5 separate regions of the Homo sapiens genome follow, and regions 1, 2, 3 and 5 are each linked to region 4. The links are chromatin contacts, found by Hi-C or POLR2A ChIA-PET in ENCODE. All regions are on one chromosome and are shown on one strand. Each heading gives the region's core, a stretch centred on a gene start or an enhancer-like site at or near the end of the contact. The rest is flanking DNA. Distances are from core to core; before and after follow the strand shown. Region 1 holds the start of TRMO (tRNA methyltransferase O). Region 2 holds the start of XPA (XPA, DNA damage recognition and repair factor). Region 3 holds the start of TDRD7 (tudor domain containing 7). Region 4 holds the start of MIRLET7A1HG (miRlet-7a-1/let-7f-1/let-7d cluster host gene). Region 5 holds the start of TBC1D2 (TBC1 domain family member 2).

What was found. Hi-C counts contacts between places; a loop is a spot of excess contacts on that map. ChIA-PET counts read pairs that join two places held with the same protein, here RNA polymerase II (POLR2A). Pooled maps may share reads with other maps.
Region 1: a pooled map shows a loop between it and region 4 (19-fold over the local background). The contact joins the promoter of TRMO here to the promoter of MIRLET7A1HG in region 4. A Hi-C loop is called at or near these places in 3 of 37 single-sample maps with no recorded cell type and 10 of 50 pooled maps.
Region 2: a loop to region 4 is called in a map with no recorded cell type, with 19 times the contacts of the local background. The contact joins the promoter of XPA here to the promoter of MIRLET7A1HG in region 4. A Hi-C loop is called at or near these places in 2 of 37 single-sample maps with no recorded cell type and 9 of 50 pooled maps. POLR2A ChIA-PET finds 5 or more read pairs at or near these places in 1 of 52 experiments (activated CD4-positive, alpha-beta T cell).
Region 3: a loop to region 4 is called in a map of naive thymus-derived CD4-positive, alpha-beta T cell, with 10 times the contacts of the local background. The contact joins the promoter of TDRD7 here to the promoter of MIRLET7A1HG in region 4. A Hi-C loop is called at or near these places in 1 of 168 maps with a recorded cell type or tissue (naive thymus-derived CD4-positive, alpha-beta T cell), 1 of 37 single-sample maps with no recorded cell type and 11 of 50 pooled maps.
Region 5: a loop to region 4 is called in a map of naive thymus-derived CD4-positive, alpha-beta T cell, with 18 times the contacts of the local background. The contact joins the promoter of TBC1D2 here to the promoter of MIRLET7A1HG in region 4. A Hi-C loop is called at or near these places in 3 of 168 maps with a recorded cell type or tissue (CD4-positive, alpha-beta memory T cell and naive thymus-derived CD4-positive, alpha-beta T cell), 1 of 37 single-sample maps with no recorded cell type and 11 of 50 pooled maps.

What each region holds. Positions count from the first base shown.
Region 1 is chr9:97,920,573-97,924,530 of GRCh38, reverse strand. It overlaps TRMO (tRNA methyltransferase O), which reads left to right and starts at 2,031. Exons shown (of 5, transcript NM_016481.5): 1 at 2,031-2,113. The coding sequence starts at 2,038. RefSeq lists an enhancer at 1,979-2,428.
Region 2 is chr9:97,695,450-97,699,255 of GRCh38, reverse strand. XPA (XPA, DNA damage recognition and repair factor) reads left to right here and starts at 1,916. Exons shown (of 6, transcript NM_000380.4): 1 at 1,916-2,135. The coding sequence starts at 1,964. It also overlaps the pseudogene KRT18P13. RefSeq lists a silencer at 1,755-1,854 and enhancers at 2,405-2,454, 2,465-2,524.
Region 3 is chr9:97,410,744-97,414,568 of GRCh38, reverse strand. It overlaps TDRD7 (tudor domain containing 7), which reads right to left and starts at 2,473. Exons shown (of 17, transcript NM_014290.3): 1 at 2,331-2,473. RefSeq lists enhancers at 1,627-1,886, 1,491-1,990, 1,991-2,492 and silencers at 1,828-2,122, 2,207-2,416, 2,437-2,786.
Region 4 is chr9:94,164,871-94,169,026 of GRCh38, reverse strand. MIRLET7A1HG (miRlet-7a-1/let-7f-1/let-7d cluster host gene) reads right to left here and starts at 2,769. Exons shown (of 5, transcript NR_170278.1): 1 at 2,646-2,769. RefSeq lists silencers at 2,045-2,114, 2,345-3,144 and an enhancer at 2,840-3,404.
Region 5 is chr9:98,253,448-98,257,299 of GRCh38, reverse strand. It overlaps TBC1D2 (TBC1 domain family member 2), which reads left to right and starts at 1,651. Exons shown (of 13, transcript NM_001267571.2): 1 at 1,651-2,127. The coding sequence starts at 1,759. RefSeq lists an enhancer at 927-1,416 and a silencer at 1,587-1,636.

The sequences.
Region 1 (3,958 bases), core at 782-3,281, 3.8 Mb before region 4:
TCTTCTGGCGTTCTTCTTGGCTTAGAACCTTTAGGTGACAGAATTAAAGTTTTGCAAGAATCCTTCTAGCTTGACTTTGTGCTGCCCTCCTCTCATGTTAGGTTAGAAACCCATGAACCATATGATATTATAGCCAAAATGATGTGTGGGACGGTTCAAAGCTTTAGTTGATTCTCAAAGGGGTCCTTCACCCAAATGAGAGGTTAAGAATCACTCTACTGAGAAGTGTTTCTCAAAGTAGTACAAGCTGAAGACTACATAATTATTTAGGTCATTTCTTTAAGGCAGATTTCTAGGTCTTACATCTGGAGGAGAGGTTAAGTCTTATAAACTGCAAATAATCACATATAATTCCAGACAAGATAATAAGAACTTCAAATCATAGACTAAAAAATGTGCTGCATATTTAAGTTCCCGTTTTCAGTCAAGAGAAATTTTACCTATAAAAGAAGTAGCAATCTATTTCCCTAGTATATTCAAATCAGCTTTGCATTTCAGTACTTGTCACACTTGGTAATTACATATTTTTTTGTGTGATTAACAACGTCTACCATGCCCTCCAGGAGGGCAAATATCTCTTTAAATCTAGTCTTTCCACAGATAAAGCGGGACTATCATTTTTAGCAACACCACCATCTAGTGGCAAGCGCAGTAATTCTGGCCCAGTTTTATAAACACACACATACACACACACGCGCGCGCGCTATATATATATAAAACAATGATTTTCAAACTTGTTTCTCCAGCTGCACAGAGCTGTCCCTCCTAAAAAAAATGGCAGCCTTTTCCAAGTTGTCCTGTAAAAATGACCTGCCAAAAGACACTATATGAATTTGATCAGTTTTATCTTATTTTTTAAACCACAATCTTTAATTATTTGGCTCCTCCTGCTGGTTATTTTCTACCAGAAATCAATGACAAATGGACAGACATGGAAACATCTTTTCATGGTTGTTAGACTTTTCAATCTGTGACTCATATGCTTTTGAATATTTTATACTGCAGATGTTAACAGATAAAAAGATAAAAGATTTTAAAATTTCTCCCAGAAAGAGAATTATATACAGAGAAACTTACTAAAGGTGAGAGACAGCATTACAAGTGGGTAAAAGATAGGCTATCATTGCAAGGACAACTGGTCATTGCATGGGATTAAATGATTCTTGTTAGCTCTTAGCTTCTCAGAGCTGTCCAGAAACGACAATAATCCCCACAATGCACATGGCATGTTGACTCTTATAATTCCATTCTCACTTCAGTTCCGGTAAGGTGTGGAGCACAAGAAACAGTTCCCACTCCTTAACCCCTAGCACATAGTAGGGCTCCTTTATAACATCCACCACACTTGAAATAAGACTTATTTGGGGTTGTTTCTGACAAAGCATAACTTATATTATGGAAAAATTTCCCACCACCCAGGGATAATTTTTTTTTTTTTTTTTTTTTTTTTTTTTTTTTTTTTTTTGATACGAGGTCTCGCTCTGTCACCCAGGCTGGAGTGCAGTGGCGCGATCACGGTTCACTGCAGCCTCAAACTCCTGGGCTCAAGCGATCCTCCCGCCTCAATCTCCTGGGTAGCTGGGACCACAGGTGCCTGAGAATTCTTAACATTTCTTAACGTCCAGTCCTTCCGCTCTGTGTTAATTACATATACACATCCCTTAAAAATTAGGGTCATACTGGACGTATAGGTTACTTAATAATGTTTCGAGAGAGACATAGTTGCGAGTTCTTCATGGAGGTGTGTTCCCTCTCAAAAAGCGCGGGAAGCCGGAGTCGCATTCTACCCTAGGAGGGCGGGCAACTGTAGCAGCTGTGTGTAAGATAAACGAGATTGGGGTCCCGGAGGGGCACACGCCCGGGATAGGGTTCGAAGCCCCATGGAGAACTCAAAGCTTCCCTCAACGCCACCCTGCGCGCGCACATTCTCCTGGGTTCGCGGGACCTCGCCGGCGAGGCCACTGCGCATGCGTCAGGCATGGAGAGCGGAAGCGGAAGGTTGAATGCGTCGGGTGGGCACCTCAGCAACCAGTAGCCATGCGCGGCTTGGAGGAGTCGGGGCCTCGGCCTACAGCGACCCCGTGCGGCTGCGTTAAGCCGGCTCTGGAGACAGGTAACTTCCAACACCGGCGGTGCCACACTCTGGAGAGGTTTAGGCCCAGGCAGCGGACTTCGTTGCCGAGAGGGGTGTAAAACGCACGATCTGGAACTGACGTGCGTCATTCTTTTACCTACGGCGAAGGCACGGGTCACGTGCTGCGGAGACCACGTGATGTGCTTTGGCGAGCGGGATGACGTCATCTGGCTTGTTCCGCTTTGTTATAAGACTTGTACTGTCTGCGTAGTCTTGGCTCAGTAGCTGGAGCAGCTACGTGCAGCGTAGGGGCTTTTCTCTTAGGGGTTTCCTTGCCATAGCGTATGGGAGATGGTGTTAGGCGGGTTAGGAATTAATAAATGCCATAGAGAGGCATCCTGCGCTGTAGGAATGAGGACAGAGAAGGGGGAAAGTTTCTGGGGGAGAAAATAGTTTTAAATTGGGCCTAGAAAGACAAGGCATGAATTTGTTTCTCTTTACTCACACGTTTTCATAGAGGAATATATTAGCTTTAGAAACTGGAAAGCAAATGGAAGAAAATTAAAATAACCTGCCAGAGAAAGCCATTGTCAATATCTTGGTGTCTACCTTCCACGCTTGTTTCTTTGCATACACACTTGGAAAGTGAGGTACTATACGACCTGTTTAGTAACGTTAAAATAATTTAAAAAAAAATCTTAACAGGGCAGTTAATGTTAATTATAACACTTTGGGCCGGGCGCAGCGGCTCATGCCTGTAATCCCAGCACTTTGGGAGGCCGAGGTGGGCGGATCACGAGGTCAGGAGATCGAGACCATCCTGGCTAACACGGTGAAACCTCGTCTCTACTAAAAAATACAAAAAAATCAGCCGGGCGTGGTGGTGGGCTCCTGTAGTCCCAGCTACTCGGGAGGCTGAGGCAGGAGAATGGCATGAACCCGGGAGGCGGGCTTGCAGTGAGCCGAGATCGCGCCACTGCACTCCGGCCTGGGCGACAGAGCGAGACTCCGTCTCAAAAAAAAAAAAAAAAAATTAACACTTTGTTTTGTTATTATTAATTTTTGTAGAGGCAAGCTCTCACCGTGTTGCCCAGGCTGGTCTCAAACTCCTGGGCTTAAGCAATCCACCTGCCTTAGCCTCCCAAAGTTTTGGGATTACAGGCATGAGCCACTGCAACCAGCCTAACGCTTTGTTTTAGATATGTGCTCTAATTTAACCAGCTTCCTGTTACTGAGCATTTAAGTTATTGCCAGTTTGCATTGTTCTAAAAGAAAGCTCTTGAAGCCGAAATGTTTGTGTACATTCTAAAGTTTGAACTTTGTTAAATTTCTTGGAAGTGCTATTACCTGGCCAAATGTGCTTATTTAAAAAAAATTGTTGCACACTGCCGATTACAGGTCTCATATTTTGACAGGAAGGAAAACGCAGAAGCCAGGGCTCAGAAGTCTACACAGTATAGGTTTGGGGAGCTAGAAGTCTAAAGTGTTGGATGGAACAGGGAGGTGGGAACCTTTGGATTCTGATTGTGAAGAAACTTGAGTACCAGGCTAAGAAATACAAAGTCTGTTAACAGTGGAGAATATGAAAAGTTTAAAGTTAAAGAGTTAGCATAACACAAGAAACTCTAGGAGTGTTGAGGATTCGTCTAGAGTATTTTGAGAAGGGGAAGAACTTGCAGTGGGGACAGAAAGCCTAAGAAGGGTAATTTAATAGTACAGGTGGAAATGAAAAGGACCTGAACTTATTTTCAGAGCAAGACGTGTAGACAATCCTGTACACAAAAAACCCCACATTGATTGCTTGCTGGCTTTTTACTTATTACACAGTTAATACAGTTGTAATGTTTAAATGAGGAAAAAGCCTGAGCAGGGACTTTAAAAAGC
Region 2 (3,806 bases), core at 667-3,166, 3.5 Mb before region 4:
ATTTTACTCTCCAGCTTCCAGTTCTTGGCCTCCAGGCTCCTCATTCTGTCCAGGTAGGAGGCCAGGCAGTTGTTCAGGTTTTGCACGGTCTCCTTCTTGTTCTGGATGCCTCTCATTCCTGCCAGACCCCTGGCCATCCCCGCGGCCAGGCCCCCGGAACCCATGCTGCTCAGGTAGCTGGTGGAGCGGGACATGGAGATCCGGGAACCAGAGCCCCCGTGCCTGTACAGACGCTGGCTATGCTGCTGACCAGCCGGACACCGTAGCTGGGTGCCTGGACAGAACCCAGGGACCGGTAGTTGGTGGAGAAGGTGGAGCGAGTGGTGAAGCTTATGCTGTCCAGGGAGGAGAGTGAGAGGACAGGACTCAGGCTTTGCCGACGACTTTAATTTTTTTTTGAGACAAGATGTTATTGTGTTGCCCAGGCTGGAGTGTAGTGGTGCCATCACAGCTCACTGCAGCCTTGACCTCCTGAGATGGGTTCTTGTTACATTGCCCAGGTTGGTCTTGAACTCCTGGTCTCAAGCAATCCTCCTGTGTTGGCCTCCCAAAGGGCTGGGATTACAGACATGAGCCACTGCACCTTGCCAATTATTATTATTTTTTAATAGTGACAGGGTCTCACTGTGTTGCCTCAGCTTGTCTTGAACTCATGACCTCAAGTCATCCTCCTGCCTTGGCCTCCCAAACTGTTGAGATTACAGGTGTGAACCACTGTGCCCAGCCTAGTTTTTAATTTTAATGAAGTCCAGCTTTTTTTCTTTTGTTGCTTGTGCTTTTGATGTTATGGAATTTGAAATAGTTTCACCTGGGCAAGATTGATGGGTAGGGAGAAAGAAGGATCTGAGGGGAAGGGAGATGGGGATGGCTTGAGATTCTATCTCCAATTCAACCTAAGATTTCAGCAGGTAACTGCTTTATACGAGGTTTTGCAGCTTTATGTATATATGACCGATAAATTAGAACACTGAATTGTGTTTCTGAAAGGTTAACCATTGAACATTAGTGGGAAACATCAGTGTGTGAGGTTGTCTTTCTAAAAGCCAGTCCTAAATGGTACATGTAGTAATTAGAAGTTAATGTTTTCTGGTTTCAATTAAGCATTATTTGTAACAAAGGGAAAGCATACATTTTTGGGAAAGCCTGCTATGTTTCTTTTGTTACACTAGCCACACTTTTGGGAAGTCAGGATATTTGGCCCAGATCCAAACCCACTGTCTACCTGGCAGTAGCTCATCCTCACTGAAGGAATATTCCATGGGAAAGATAGCCAACCTTATGCATATCAGCCTTGGAGCAAGTCCTGCATTTGCCTGAGGTCACACAGCAAGTTAACTGGGAGTTTCAACCCAGGTCTTCTCATTTTAAATCTAAGGCTGTGTCTCTAGGCCGTGTATCCAACATAAAATCAGGACTATCATCTGTTGGGCTCTATGACTGGCACTACTACTACTCACTGTTACCATTTTTTGAGGTCTTCTACGTGCCAGGTTATTGTCCTGGCAATCTAATCCTCCCAAAGACTCGGTAAATGGTTCCATAATTATCCTCATTTTACCACTGAAGAAACTGAACTCTGGTTAAATAACTTGCCCAAGGTCACACAGACTTTAACTGTCAAGAGCTCAGACTTAACCCAGGCCTGACTCCAAAGCCTATACTCTGAATCACCAAGCGAGACCTATTTTAAAGGTGACCAGGTCGTGAGATATGATCTCAGCACGGACCCTTCTCCCGGATGACAAGAGAGCAGGTAGTTAGGCGGGTACTCCGTGTCCGCGCATACCCAGACTCCGCCCAGCGCCCGGGCAGGCCACCCCGAGCCCCTTAACTGCGCAGGCGCTCTCACTCAGAAAGGCCGCTGGGTGCGGGGAGCGCAGAGGCGGTGCAGGGCGGCTGGCTCGCCTCGGCGTGCAGTGCGCGTGCGTGGAGCTGGGAGCTAGGTCCTCGGAGTGGGCCAGAGATGGCGGCGGCCGACGGGGCTTTGCCGGAGGCGGCGGCTTTAGAGCAACCCGCGGAGCTGCCTGCCTCGGTGCGGGCGAGTATCGAGCGGAAGCGGCAGCGGGCACTGATGCTGCGCCAGGCCCGGCTGGCTGCCCGGCCCTACTCGGCGACGGCGGCTGCGGCTACTGGAGGTTTGGGCCGCGTCCGCGCTTTCCCCTTCCCTCTCCCCGCCTCCCCGGTCCCCAGACTGGCTCGTGCAAGCCGAGTCCCGGGGCCCGGGGGTCGCGTCAACTCCGCTGGCGTATGTGTGCAGATTCTCCCCGAGTCGGAGAGGGAATCCGCCCAGCCAGCCGCCTTGTCAAAGCGTCCTGTCCACGACCACAGAGCGTTCCTCTGTCGCACGCGGGCCTCCTGACCCCCAGCCCCGGGCCTTCTTCGCTGCACCTCGGCTGCTGGCAGCTTCGATTTTTCGTTTAGGGATGCAGCCGCCCCGGCCGGGAGGTGTCAGCCACTGCCAGGTGTCAGGGCCTCAGCTGTCCCGGAAAGAGGAGTTAGACTAGTTCTTGATTCTGGCCTCTATACCTAGAACTAGTTGATGGAAGAGGCAGATCTTGGTGTTTGTTAGGGAGAGCTTTCAACAATTAGAGTTGCCAAAAGTGCAATGGATTGCTTCTCATGAGCTTCCCGTTACTAGAAGCGCTCAAATAGGAACTGGAAGAACGCTTACTTATGTGGAGGAGAGGAGATTCAGCAATCAGAATCTCCTACTCAGCAATCAGAAGAAGGGACTGGATAGTAAACCTTTAAGATTCTAATCCATAGATTCCATGAGTCTATTTCTTGGACATGTGACCTCTGCGATTTCTTGGCAAAAACTAGTTGCTCAAAACGTGTTTATTGATTGAAGTAAATTAAGGACTGATCTCTCATTGCAGATTATTCTCTTATAGAATTTGCCACTGGGGTCAACTAATAATCTTTAACAGGATACTTAAAATATAGTTTGGTTGACAGGCAGTTCTTCAGGGCTGCCTCTATAACATGAAGTACATGTGTTCCTAAAGCTCTATACTGCCCTTTGTCGAGCACAGTTTAGAGCTGTATTACTCTTTTTTATCAGCCAGATGTAGTGAGAGTGAGAAGAGTCTGAGGCTGGCAGCATGTCTTGATGTTCATACTAACACCGAAACTGCAAATTCCAGCTACTTTTGATGGTACTGGTCTCATCCTTTCTACTTTATAGTGGTTACCTTTTATTCCTTTCTAAACTTGAGGCACGCTAGAGTCAGACAGAAAGTTCATTTGCACTGATTAATTCATAGTCATGATTCCATAAAGGTTTCCAGGTCTACGACATGGCTGTGGAACGGAAGGTGCAAAATAGCAAAAACTGACATTAAATTAAACTTTTGATCATGGAAAGCAAGGTAGAATGAACATTCTTTAAGATTTCTTAGGCAGTTCCCCAAGAACTGAACTGTATTGTAGCATTGTGTACAACCCACCATGTTTCAAGAGTTAGGTAAGTGCTGAGATTTTTATCTTTGTGACACTTTTATTTCATGGTACTATACAATTTTCTTTTTCTCTGTGTGCCATGACATATGCCATGAAAGACTGAAAAAACTTGCTTAGAATACGAAGAGTGGTGCTAAGGTCCTGGGGAAACAGCAAGGCATAGCAGCAGAGAGAAATCGGACTTTGTTTTGGGCATGAGTTAGCATTGTTTAGGATCCTGCTCAAGTCATGGGCTCGACTACTCCAGCTTTCCCTCTTCTTAATTCTCATTGTGTTTACTGTCATTCCATTCATTTACTTTGCTATTTATATTACATATTCTGGTAGGTTCATTCATTTCTATC
Region 3 (3,825 bases), core at 1,224-3,723, 3.2 Mb before region 4:
AGTAAGGAGTTTGTGTCTTAATCCTAGTTCCGCTACTGATTACCTGTGACAAGTCACTTCAGGTCTCTTTTTTTCACAAGGAAGATAAGAAAGGTGGGCAAGAGCCATGATTCTCAACTTTCCTTGGATTCACTGAAGGCTGAAATAAGGTCCAAATATGTAATGAAAACCGAGTTTGCTTACTCATGACAAAGCTGCACAGGCTAAAATGCCAAGCTTACTTTGAAGTCACACTGGGTAGCTTGCACTGATCAAGTTCTGATTGGCATATATACATGTCTTCAACTAAAAATTGCAAAATTAATTACTTTTAGTTTGAAAGACAAAACTGTAAACATATTTGGCTTACAGGGAAATAATGACAAGAATGAAGCTTTCAAAAGTACAGAGGTGGGAGTGGAGGGAGGAAAAAGCAGGTTTGGCACAAAGAAACAACAGTTCACGTAAATATAAAATTTCACCAAGGAACTTCTGTGAAAGTGTCCAGATGCAAAGCACTCTATGTCAAATCTCAATTCTTGAAAACAGCACTTGACAAACACAAATTAGGCACTCGGGGTTGGATTATATTTTTTCTTTATATTCACATTAAGTATCCAGCTAGATTATATTGCACAGAGAACTTAAAAGAGGGGTTCTGCAAGGAGTTTAAAATCTCTTGATGCACAATACAATAGTTCATTCAGCCATGTTCAACCTGTACACTTAAAAGGGCATTAGCAGGGGATTACACTTCATTTTCAATCTACAGAGACTGAAATCTGAAGGCACTGCCAACTGCTGCCTCACAGTCTCACCGTGCAACTACCAAAGACGGAGGCTGTGTGCCACCAAAGGGCCCTGGATTGGGGCACAGGAGATGTGAGTGCTAATCCAGCTGGCCCCAGGGGCAATTCCCTATACCCAGAACAGTACTTTGCACGTAACTGATGCTCAATGAATGTCAGCTGAGAGGAAATGCAAAAATATCCACCATGTGCCCATTTATATTATATAGTAAACACAAAGATCTTTGTGTCCCTGCCCTCAAAAAACTAAAATCCAATTATGTAAAACATGGACCGTTTGTTGGGAGGAAGAGAGTGAATACTGCTTGGCAATTATTATGAGGCAAAGGATATACAGTGGTTATCTTGGAAAAGCCTTGCAAAGTAAGCCAGGTACCTCTATTTGACACATAGAAAACCAGGCTAAGAGAAAGCATGTAATTTGTTCAAGATCACACAATTTGTAAAATGAGAAGCCCAGATTTCAATCCAGGTCTGCAAAGTTCACATTATTTGCAGTATGCAACACATTCATACACATCAAGGCAGCCCAGGACGAGACAGGGATTTGGGTCCAAGTTTTACTTCTGCTATTAAGCTGTTGCCTATCTCTCTAGAGAGAACATTTCTCTGCATTTTTTTCACCGGCACGATTGGAGAGCAGAGAGGTGTTGGTAGGAGGGTTAATGAACTAGATCTGTGGTTTTTTGGTTTGGTTTGGTTTGGATGGGCGGTGATCAGAATTCTTCTGGGCCAGGACTTGTTCTAATGTGGTTGTTTCCCTTCCCTGCTCTTAGAAATTATTTGAGAATGGTACCTTTAGCTATTAATGGAAATATACCTCTCAAGTGAATGGGAGCAGAAAGATATGCCGGCTCCAAGCTCCCTCCTAGCAAGCTGAAGCTGAGAGTCTGACCCTGCTGAGGGGATGCTACTGAAAGTTGAGAGACAACTTACTCACGGATCCATGTTTCCCTCCCAGCTGGGTGCTCTGTACCCACTGGGTGCTCCTCGTTTGAGAGAAATGGGGATGTGTGTCCTGCATTACTTAAGCGGCCTGCCTGGGGCTCGTCTCCAGATTATAGAGACCTTCAAGAGAAGTTCGTGGTGTAAAATACTTGGGTTCAAATAGGGGAGCGCGGACATCCCTCGCTGGGGGCGGCGGCTGCGGCCTGTCGCGCCGGTAGCGGGAACCACTTCCTGGTCCGCATCTCCCGCCCGCGTCCACACCCCGCTGCTGCATTTCCCCCACGGCGCAGAGCTTCCGAGGCGGCAGGAGGCTCCGTCCGACTCCCGCGTGAACGCCCGGCCCGGAGCAGGGTCCCTTCAGAGATTTAAAACACAACGCTCTGGAACTCCAACTCCCCCGGCGCCCAGCCCGGTTCCCAGGCGTCGGGGCGGGGGCAATCCCCTGCGGCTGCAGGGAAAAGGCCCCGAGCCTGTTGGAGCCCCCGGCCCTGGCCGCGGTCCCACCGGTGACCCAGGTGCGCCGCGCCCGCCCGAAATCTCGTCCGACGTCGCCCGGCACCTGTCGCGCCCGGAGCCCGCAGGACCTGCACTCACCTCGTTCCGGGGGCCCACGGCCCGTCCCCGCGTCTCTGGGCCCAGCTCCTGCCGCCGTCTCCGCCAGGGGCCCCGCCGCGGCCGCCGCCCACTTTCGGTTTCCCCGCACCACCGGAGCCGCCCCGCGGCTTGGGAATCACCTCAAGCCCCCGCCCCGCCCTGCTCGGCCCCGCCCCGCTTCGCCCCGCCCCGCTTCGAGGGCAGCCTGGCCTCGGCTCTGCGCACGCGCGGGCGCTCCGGCCGCGTCGGCCCACGCCGGCGTCCGCGCGTGGGAAGGGAAACCGTCGCCACCTAGCGGTTTCTGCGCGTGCCCACGCACCGGCCGGCGGCGGAAGACGCCTGCGGGGCGGGTGCGGGAGCGCCTCCTGGTGGACAACGCAGGTACGCGCGGGCCGAGCGAGCCGGGACTCAGCAGGGGGCGAGGGTGGCTCCTTCTATGGGGCTCACCCTCCTTCCAAACAGTTCAACTCCTGCACATTATTTTCTTCAACATCTGGAGCAGTTACTTTTTATTGCCCTAGACACACACTCTGTCCGCCCATATCCTTCAGGCCTTTCTCAAGCATTACCCTTTCAATGACGGTGGACACAGTCTCTAACATGTCAACCTCCTTCCTTGACTTTCCCTATCCCCATTCTCAACCTTATTTCTCCTTAGCACCTATCTAGCACACTATATGTATTTTACTTATGCTTTTATTGTCTGCTATCCTTCTAAAATTAAAGCTCTGTGAGCACAAGGATTTTTGTTTGGTTCCTTAACCTATTCCCAGAGCCTAGGATAGTGCCTAGCACACGATCAGCAATAAATATCTGTCAAATTTATTCATTCACTCTAAAGTTATTGAACACCTAATAAGTGAATACTTATTTATTCTGCACATTAATTCCACCAACACTTATTGGCACCTGCTTTGCATCCCTGCAGCCAACATTGAACACTTCTCTGCACCATTGGATATGCATTTACTGAGAACCTGCTGCTTATTCAACCGGTATTTTATTACAGCTTGACTGCCATGTATAAGACATACAATAAACTGAACGTTTAAAATGTACAGCTTGATAAATTATGCATTTACTGAGAACCTGCTGCTTATTCAACCGGTATTTTATTACAGCTTGACTGCCATGTATAAGACATACAATAAACTGAACGTTTAAAATGTACAGCTTGATAAATTATGCATTTACTGAGAACCTGCTGCTTATTCAACCGGTATTTTATTACAGCTTGACTGCCATGTATAAGACATACAATAAACTGAATGTTTAAAATGTACAGTTTGATAAGTTTTGATATATATATATCACTGTGAGACCATCACTGCAATCAAAATCATGAACATATCCATCACCCAAAAAAGTTTTACTGTGATCCTTTGTAATTCTTATATCTTGTCCCTCCCTGTCACTTGCCCCCTCAACTGCTCACCTGCTTTCTGTTGCTATAGATTATTTTGCTTTTTCTAGAGTTATATGTAAAACTTTTATG
Region 4 (4,156 bases), core at 1,520-4,019:
TAAAAACAGTGCACTAGAACTGCACTGTTCATTTGGTAGCTGTTAGTCACATGTTGCTACTGAGCACCTGAAATGTGATTAGCCCCAAGTGTATGTGTTGCAAGTGTAAAACAGTCTGGATTTCAAAGACTTAATACCAAAAATAGTGTAATGGCTCTCATATTTTGTCTATTTAATGAAGTCCATTCTTAAGTGATTATACAACGCTTAGAACACCTACACAGGCAAAAAGCATATGATGATCAGTCCTGAGGTCACATTAAGCAATGCTGACAACTCATTACTGGGGATTCGGATTCTTCTAGTCTCATCTAGACATGGATAAATAATTGGCAATAAATATTATGGGATGGAAAAGACCTCTTATGGTCTAAAGAAAAGCTTCACAGGCTATTAAAAATACTATGATTAAAACGCATACTGGTCCTGGATGGCAAATTTACTTCCCAACTTGTGAAACTAAAGTAGGTGGCTCATGTTCCACCAAATATAAACAGCCCATTTAATACTCGTTAAAAAATATTAAACTATAATACTTTACACAATGCTATAAACGAGAAAAACACCCTACAGAAGTTGTTTTTCAACTTTTGACACTCAGCTTCACAGGATTATTTTACAGGAATACACATGTGTCGAGCTGAATCAACACGCTATTTTGTATTCAATGGAATATTTTCTACTTTTTAAAAAATTCGGATCACCACCCACTAAAGTGACTTCATGACCCTATAACTCAGGACCTACAGTTTGAAACACTAGTTTGGCGCTCTTAACACTCGGTAATTCCCATATGAGTAGTTATTATACTATCTTAGCTATTAAAAGTACACAATGTCTTGTGTGCTGCTCTCTAAACCAAGATATGTCTAGTTAATGATAACAGGAATAAAATGACCTTAAGATATAAACGTTTGAGACTAACTTGTTTAATACTTATTTCTTCACTGTGTAAAACTGAACGCAGTTACACATTTTCGTTTTAGAAATGGTTTTGTTTCACTCCACTTTTCACACTTGCAAGATTCTTAAGTGTCTCAAGTTCAACAGAGCTTCAATTTAAGTGAGGGGAACCCACAGCCTGTCTACACATAAAAATACTCTCTTGCTGTCACTGCAATGTAACTATTCAAAAAAGTTAACTTTTCCCCTCACACTGTAATTGCACCTAAGTGATAAATTTTAAAATGCTATATAATACCACTGAATTTACAGGACGTCAAGAAATTTGTCTATTCTCAAAGTTGAAGTTTCAAAGTAAACTTTTAACAAATATGTATAATGAATCAAACATTCTCACAAAACCCAAAGTAACTTCCAAGTTTTTACTTCCCTAACTACACATACTTCCCGAATATACAGTAAATAAAACCAGACCCCGCCAAACACCAAAAGAATTCTGGATATAAACAATTATTTCCTAAACTACACATAAATTTGGAATTTGACATTCAATGTTCTTATACTTCAGGCCAACAGAAATAAATGCAAAGGAATGCCACATGATGCTTTAACTTTAGGAACTGTATGCCAAGAAAGCAGTATTATCAATGAAGTTAAAAAGCAAAACTCAACCAGTCTCCTGATTTACCTCAAAATTTTAACATTCACTGTCTTCCCTGCCTTTTTCCTGTCTGCCCGCCCTCTCGTTAGTCAATTTTTTAAAAACCGGTAAGTTGAAGAATACATACCATTACCTCTGACACAGAATCTACTGTAAAAAGTTGAAAGACCGAAGGGCATTACTGGCCAAGGACATACAGGTTACCACATTCCTCACACTAGAGCCCGCCCGGGAAGTTTATTAGCAAGCCTTCTGAGAGGCACTCGGTTCCAAGAGTTTGCAGCGTCGACTCAAAAGGCCAGCGCTGTTTCCGGTGACACCGAGTCGCAAATCTCCAAGCCCCGTCCCCCGGGATACGATTTCCTCCCGCTCCCGCGTTCCCCTCCCCCTCGCCAAGGACGGCTGCCGCAGCGGACCTCCAGCCGCAGCAGCTGCTTCAGGAAGGGAGGCTGCACTTGGCCGCGGGGAGCAGGGGCATGCAGCCAGCCACGACTCTCCCGCCCTCCCCGCCCGCGCCTTCCCGCCCTGTCCCCCCGCCCCTCGCACTTCCTACCTTCCCTCCTTCATCCCAACCCCCAAGGCCAAGGTCTCCCCGGCCCACAAACTTGATAGCGGAAGTGACGTCAGAGGCACCTGGCGGCGCCTACAACCAGTCACGCCACAGTCAGAGGCGGCGCCGGCCAACAGGCGCCGGCCGGAAGGCGGGCCTTCCGCCCGCCCCAAGTTTGATTGAAGCGGGGGGAAGGGCGGGGTAAGGAATGTGAAGAATGACCCCCCCTCCCCCGCCCTGTCGGTGAGGAGCTGGGCGGGAAGCGGAGGGGGTTGGAGCCGGCCCCGCGGCGGCCACGCGGCACCCCTCCCCCGTGCCCCGAGCGCCCGCGACTTCCGCTAGCAGCCCGCCGGCCCCCCGGGGCCACCCGCCCGCTGGAGGGGGCAGGCCGCCCCACCAGTCCCAGCCCGCGTTAGCCGGACAGGCGCGGGCCGGCGCACGGCTCTCCCATTCTGCCCACCCGCTGCCGCGAGTCTCCGCGAAATAAAATGGCGACGGACCCGCGCTCGCTGCCGCGTCCGCCATACCCACCTCGCGCTCGCGGAGAGGGCCGTCGCGGCCGTGGGAATGCCCCGGCCCTCGCGCCCGTCGCTGCCGGGAGAGCACCGCGCCAGGACCCGGATGGAGGCGCGGGCGGGCGCCGCCGCGGCGGCCTGAGGGAAAGCAGCGCGGTCGCCGGGAGGCCGATGCAGGGGCGGGCGCCGCGGAAAGCGCGCAAGCCCATTGGTGAAGCCGTCTGATTGAAGTGCGCGTCGCTCTTTCGCCTTGGCCTAGCTGAGCTCGTCCGTCCCCTCACTGGAGGGCGGCGGCTGGGCCCGCCTCGCGCGGGGTGGCCACCGTGGGGGAGGCGGGTCTGGCCCGCCCACCAATACCATCTCCTTCTTTCCTAGTGGAGGGCTGAGAGAGTGGCGGGGGTGGTGTCCTCCAGGCCCTGCCCTTTGCGCGTGATGGGCTGGCTGTGTCACGTGGCCGCTGAACGCGCTGCCCGCGGGGCGGGGCGGCTGCTTTGCTCCCTCAGGCTCCTGGGGGCAATTTACACGTGCGCGACCCGGAAGGTCCGAACGCTGTCCAGCGTGCAGCCTCTGGCTCTTTTCCGTCAACTGACCCTGTTCCCTCCAGGAGGCCTTGGCCAGGCCTCCTGGAGTTCTGTGCCTCAGTTTGCTCATCTGTCAAATGGAGGAGTTGTGTCCGCCCAACCTTTTACTTTTATTCCTTGACGTTTTGGGGTCTGAGGGTTTTTTTGTTGTTTGTTTTTTCGAGACACGGTCTCTCGCTCTTTCTCCAGGGCTGGAGTGCAGTGGCGTGGGTCACGGCTCACTGTAGCCTCGACATCCGGACTCTAGAGATCCTCCCACCTCAGCCTCCCTGAGCTTTTTTTTGTTATCTTTTCCAACCCATGTTTTGAAGATTTTTGTCTTCAAATGTTTTTCAAAGCAATCCTTGATTTTGTTGTTTTAAAATTAATCCAAAGCCCAGTTCCTCCATCCCCATTACAACTTTCACATGCTAGGACTCTGAAATCACTAGTTAAGGTGTCGTTTGAGGTCTCTGCCAGTTTTAAGATTTTATGGCTGGGAACCGCAAGACCTGGGCTGTAGCTCTGCTTTTTGTAATTCATTGTGACTTTGTGCAACACTTTTAAAAAAGTGGGTCCTTGTCTGTAATAGAACTATGGGAAATAGTACTTGACATGCTGTACGTTTACATTTATGATCTTAGGTGGTGGTATCAGCTCCCCTTTTAGCACTCATATTAGTGTATGCAATAAGTGCCAAAGGAGTTTGTTTCGTTTTGTTTTTAATGGGGACTTTATTTTGTGAGCTAAAGTGAACAAGAAACTAGAGGGGGGGAAACTTGAGCTTAAGCCATGGGTAGGATTTGGGGAGGACTTCTTGAGGTTAGAAGATATATTGAGAAAGGAGAGAGCAGGCCCCAGAGCTAGATCGAGTACAGTTCAGGGGAAGAGTGTGGTTATGCTGCAGGGGATGTGGAACTCTTCAAGGGCAGAAACTGTTTTGTTCCTGTCTATGCCAAGTACCTAG
Region 5 (3,852 bases), core at 402-2,901, 4.1 Mb before region 4:
TCCAGGTTTTGTGGGGACTGGAATTAAACAGCATTAAGGGCCTTCTGATTTTTAAAAAATTACAAAATTATGAACACAAAATTAGGTATGACGATGGTTATTTAGAATGAGAAAATAAATTGTAAATTATAACAAATGAAGAGCTCTCTGGCATTTAGGAGAAATGCTCCCTGGTTGCAACTCCCCACCTGTTAGACTACAAATCCCAGCGACCCATGCAAGTGAACATAAATTTCATTAGCTTCACCGTAAAGTTGTCTGGCGGCGGGTCGGGGGTGGGTAGGAAGAAGTGTTATCTCCATTTTTAGGTTGAGCAAATCACTCAGTATTGCAGAGTGGGAATCTGAAAATTATGCAAATAGACTCTAGAGCCCTCGCCTTTACCCCCACCCTGCTTCTTGTCAATATCACTGAGTGTGCATGAGGGTCTCGTTAACGACGGCTGAGGGGGAGACGATGAAGTAAGAGGAAAGGCTGAACAAAGGGCAAGAGAAAGGCAGAAAGAAGCTCCTAAAGAAAGCTGGACGCAATTGGGCTCCGCAACCCTAATGGAGAAATGCGCCTTAGGAGGGAAGGGGAGAAGTTTAAGGGGAAACAGGTAAAATGAGGCAGAAGTTGAGCAAGTTAGTCAAACCCTAAATTCTTTTACTTATTTACAAAACAGCCTGGCGCGGTGGCTCTCGCCTGTAATTCCAGCACTTTAGGAGGCCGAGGCAGGAGAATCGCTTGAGGCCAGGAGTTCAAGACCCCCCTCTCTGCAAAAAACAATTTAAAAATTAGCCGGGTGTGGTGGTGCGCAGTTGCGGTCTCAGCTACTCGGGAGACTGAGGCGGGAGGATGGCTTGAGACCGGGAGGCGGAGACTGCAGTGAGCTCTGATCGCGCCACTGCACTCCAGCCTGGGTGACAGAGCCAGACCGTCTCTAAAAATAATAATAGCAATAACAAAATAAAAATAAATGTACTGCACCCAACTATGACCCAGGAGTGGCATGGGTTTCCGCAGCGCAGCGGCCGCGCCTGGGCGCCCCAAGCAACACAACCAGCGCTGTCAGGAGGCGAATAGGAGCCAGGACAGAGAGCTGGGGAGGCCACTGCTGTCAGGCGAGGGATAAGAAGGCCGTCCGCGGCGTCACTGACGGGGCTGAAGGAACACCAGGAGAAGAGTGGCAGACAGCTCCGGAGCCGCGCTGCCCGGGCGACGCCGGAAGATGGGCCTCCCAGCGGTCTTCCTTTCAGCCAATGGCCGCGAGATGCGCCGTCCGAGGGTGCCCCGCGCGGCACAGGGAGGGAACAAGCAGCCCATCGGGTGCAAGAAAGCACTATCTTTCTAGGTGACTATGCGAACTACCAGGGAAGTGTAGCTAGGGACAGGCTTCTCTGCCCGCGGTTAACCTAACTCAGTGCCACCACGCCTTTAACCTGAAGCCAGGGAGCACGGCTGCCCTCAGTAAAGATGGCTGACTGGCGCGGAGAAAAAGCCGGAAGCAGCTGGGCTTTGCAGGGAGCCGACTGAGCGCTGCGGGGGCGTGGCCTGGCGGTGGAGGGGCGTGGCCAGCCGCCGTAACCTGGGTTTGCGATCTTTGAGGCGCGCGCACCGCACCCGGTCCCGACTCTGTGGCTTCCTGGGGGCGGGTTCGCCGTCGGCCCCGCCCCCGCCCAGGTGTCTCCCTTTGGGAAGCTGCCCGCCGAGTCTCCGAGATTTGTCCCTGGTGGTCCCGCGGACCCCTCGTCCCTCCGCAGTCTCCGGCTGGCAGCGATGGAGGGCGCTGGGGAGAACGCCCCGGAGTCCAGCTCCTCTGCCCCTGGGTCCGAAGAGTCTGCCAGGGATCCACAGGTGCCGCCTCCGGAGGAAGAATCGGGGGACTGCGCCCGGTCCCTGGAGGCGGTCCCCAAGAAACTCTGTGGGTATTTAAGTAAGTTCGGCGGCAAAGGGCCCATCCGGGGCTGGAAATCCCGCTGGTTCTTCTACGACGAAAGGAAATGTCAGCTGTATTACTCGCGGACCGCTCAGGATGCCAATCCCTTGGACAGCATCGACCTCTCCAGTGCAGTGTTTGACTGTAAGGCGGACGCTGAGGAGGGGATCTTCGAAATCAAGACTCCCAGCCGGGTTATTACCCTGAAGGTAAATTCCTGCAACGACTTTCTCCTTTCCAGCGGCGTGAGGTCCCCTTTTCGCAGGGCAAGGCTGGGCGCGAGTGTGAGGTGGACACAGTAAATTTGGAGTGTCGGTGACGACAGTTCCAAGAACTTTGTGCTTTGCAAAGTGCATTCCCACCCATTTCCTCATTGGGTTCCCACAAGGCAGGGAAGACAGACCCATTTTACGGATCAAGAAACTGAGTCAGAGGGAGATGAAAGGACTGGCTCGAGGTCCATGCGTCTAGAGAGTAGGGTAGCTTGGAATCCCATAGTCTTTCTACCTCTCAGTGCTGAATCAAAACTTTTACTTTTGGGTGTGCCTGACAGTGCAGTTACCTTAACTTTCTTACCTGGGACCTAAGTAAGTCAAAATATGGTCTTTGCAATCCTCTCTCAAGGCCAGGATTCTGATTCCCGTTTCTTGATATTTTGGCCAAGGTCAGTGAATGCTGAGAAGAGACTGGCAGGGATTAGGAAAATAAACACTTAGGTTTCACTGATCAGCCTAGATTGTTCATCTAGGCATGCTTAAACCTGTTTTCCTATCAGCAGCAAGGGGTAGGTTTTATCATCATGTGTAACTGAGAAAGCCTAAAGCAGTAGAAAGGCCACATTCTTTGAAATCAGACGGGCTTGGATTCAAATTGTACATTTGCTACTTACTAGCTGTGTGACCCTGGACAAGTTACTTAACCTCTCAGAACCTAGGTGGTTTGTAAGCATTTGACACATCACAGGCATGTACAAATTGTTGAATTAATTGCATCACCTAGAATACAGCCTGGTACCTAGTGGAGTACTTAATAATTTTTTGTTGCATAAGCACACATGCACACACAAGGTGATGGAACCAAGGTCAGAGTGCTAATGTCAAGAGGAGGTGTCCCATAACTTAATTGGAAAGACAGATCTGGGCTAAGTGTTCTATGGGCATCAGAGAAGAATGTGCCAGGAGATAGCCTTCCCCACCCCATCCCCATCTGTCCACCCCTCCAACCCCAACTCCAGCTAAGTGGGTATCTGTGGATGCCCACGTGTTCAGTTCTCCTTTACTGACTGGACTTGGCGGGTGACCAGGCTGGGGGACTTGGTTAAAATAATGAAACTCAGGAATCCCTGGCCAGGGAAGGCATTTTCGAGGTCATGTGGTTCCCGGGTCTATGTGTCTCTTCCACAGGTTGACTGCTGTATGCAGGGTCTTCAACACATGGTCTTTATAATAGTATTCCATTGTTCCTGGCTCTGCGCTTGGCGGGGTGTGGAGCTAATGCACCCCCACCCCTGGTTCTCTGACAGCTTAAAGTCTGGTGGGAGAGACTGAGGGAGAACCTGCATGCACCCTGAAATGTTCTGTAGAGACATGTGATAAGTCTGTGCAAGAAGGTGTGGTGACAGGAGGAGTCAGTTCCACCAAGTGGAAGGGGCTAGCCAGAAAGGCATCTGGAGGAGGGACACACCCAAGGCTTGAAAGAAGAAATAGGTGGCAAGCAGACAAGAGGGAGAAAGGTATTCCAGGCCAAGAGAGCACCGTGAGCAAATTAGGAAACCATGATACAGCCCTGAGTGTCCAGGCAAATCACATGAGCCAGAAAAACAGAGGGGCCCAAAGGATGGAGTTGAAGAGCAGAGGCCCGAGGGTGGGGAATTGGCAAATTAGGCCAAGTAGCAAAAGCTCAGTCTGACTATTGGATAGAGAAGAAACTAGGGG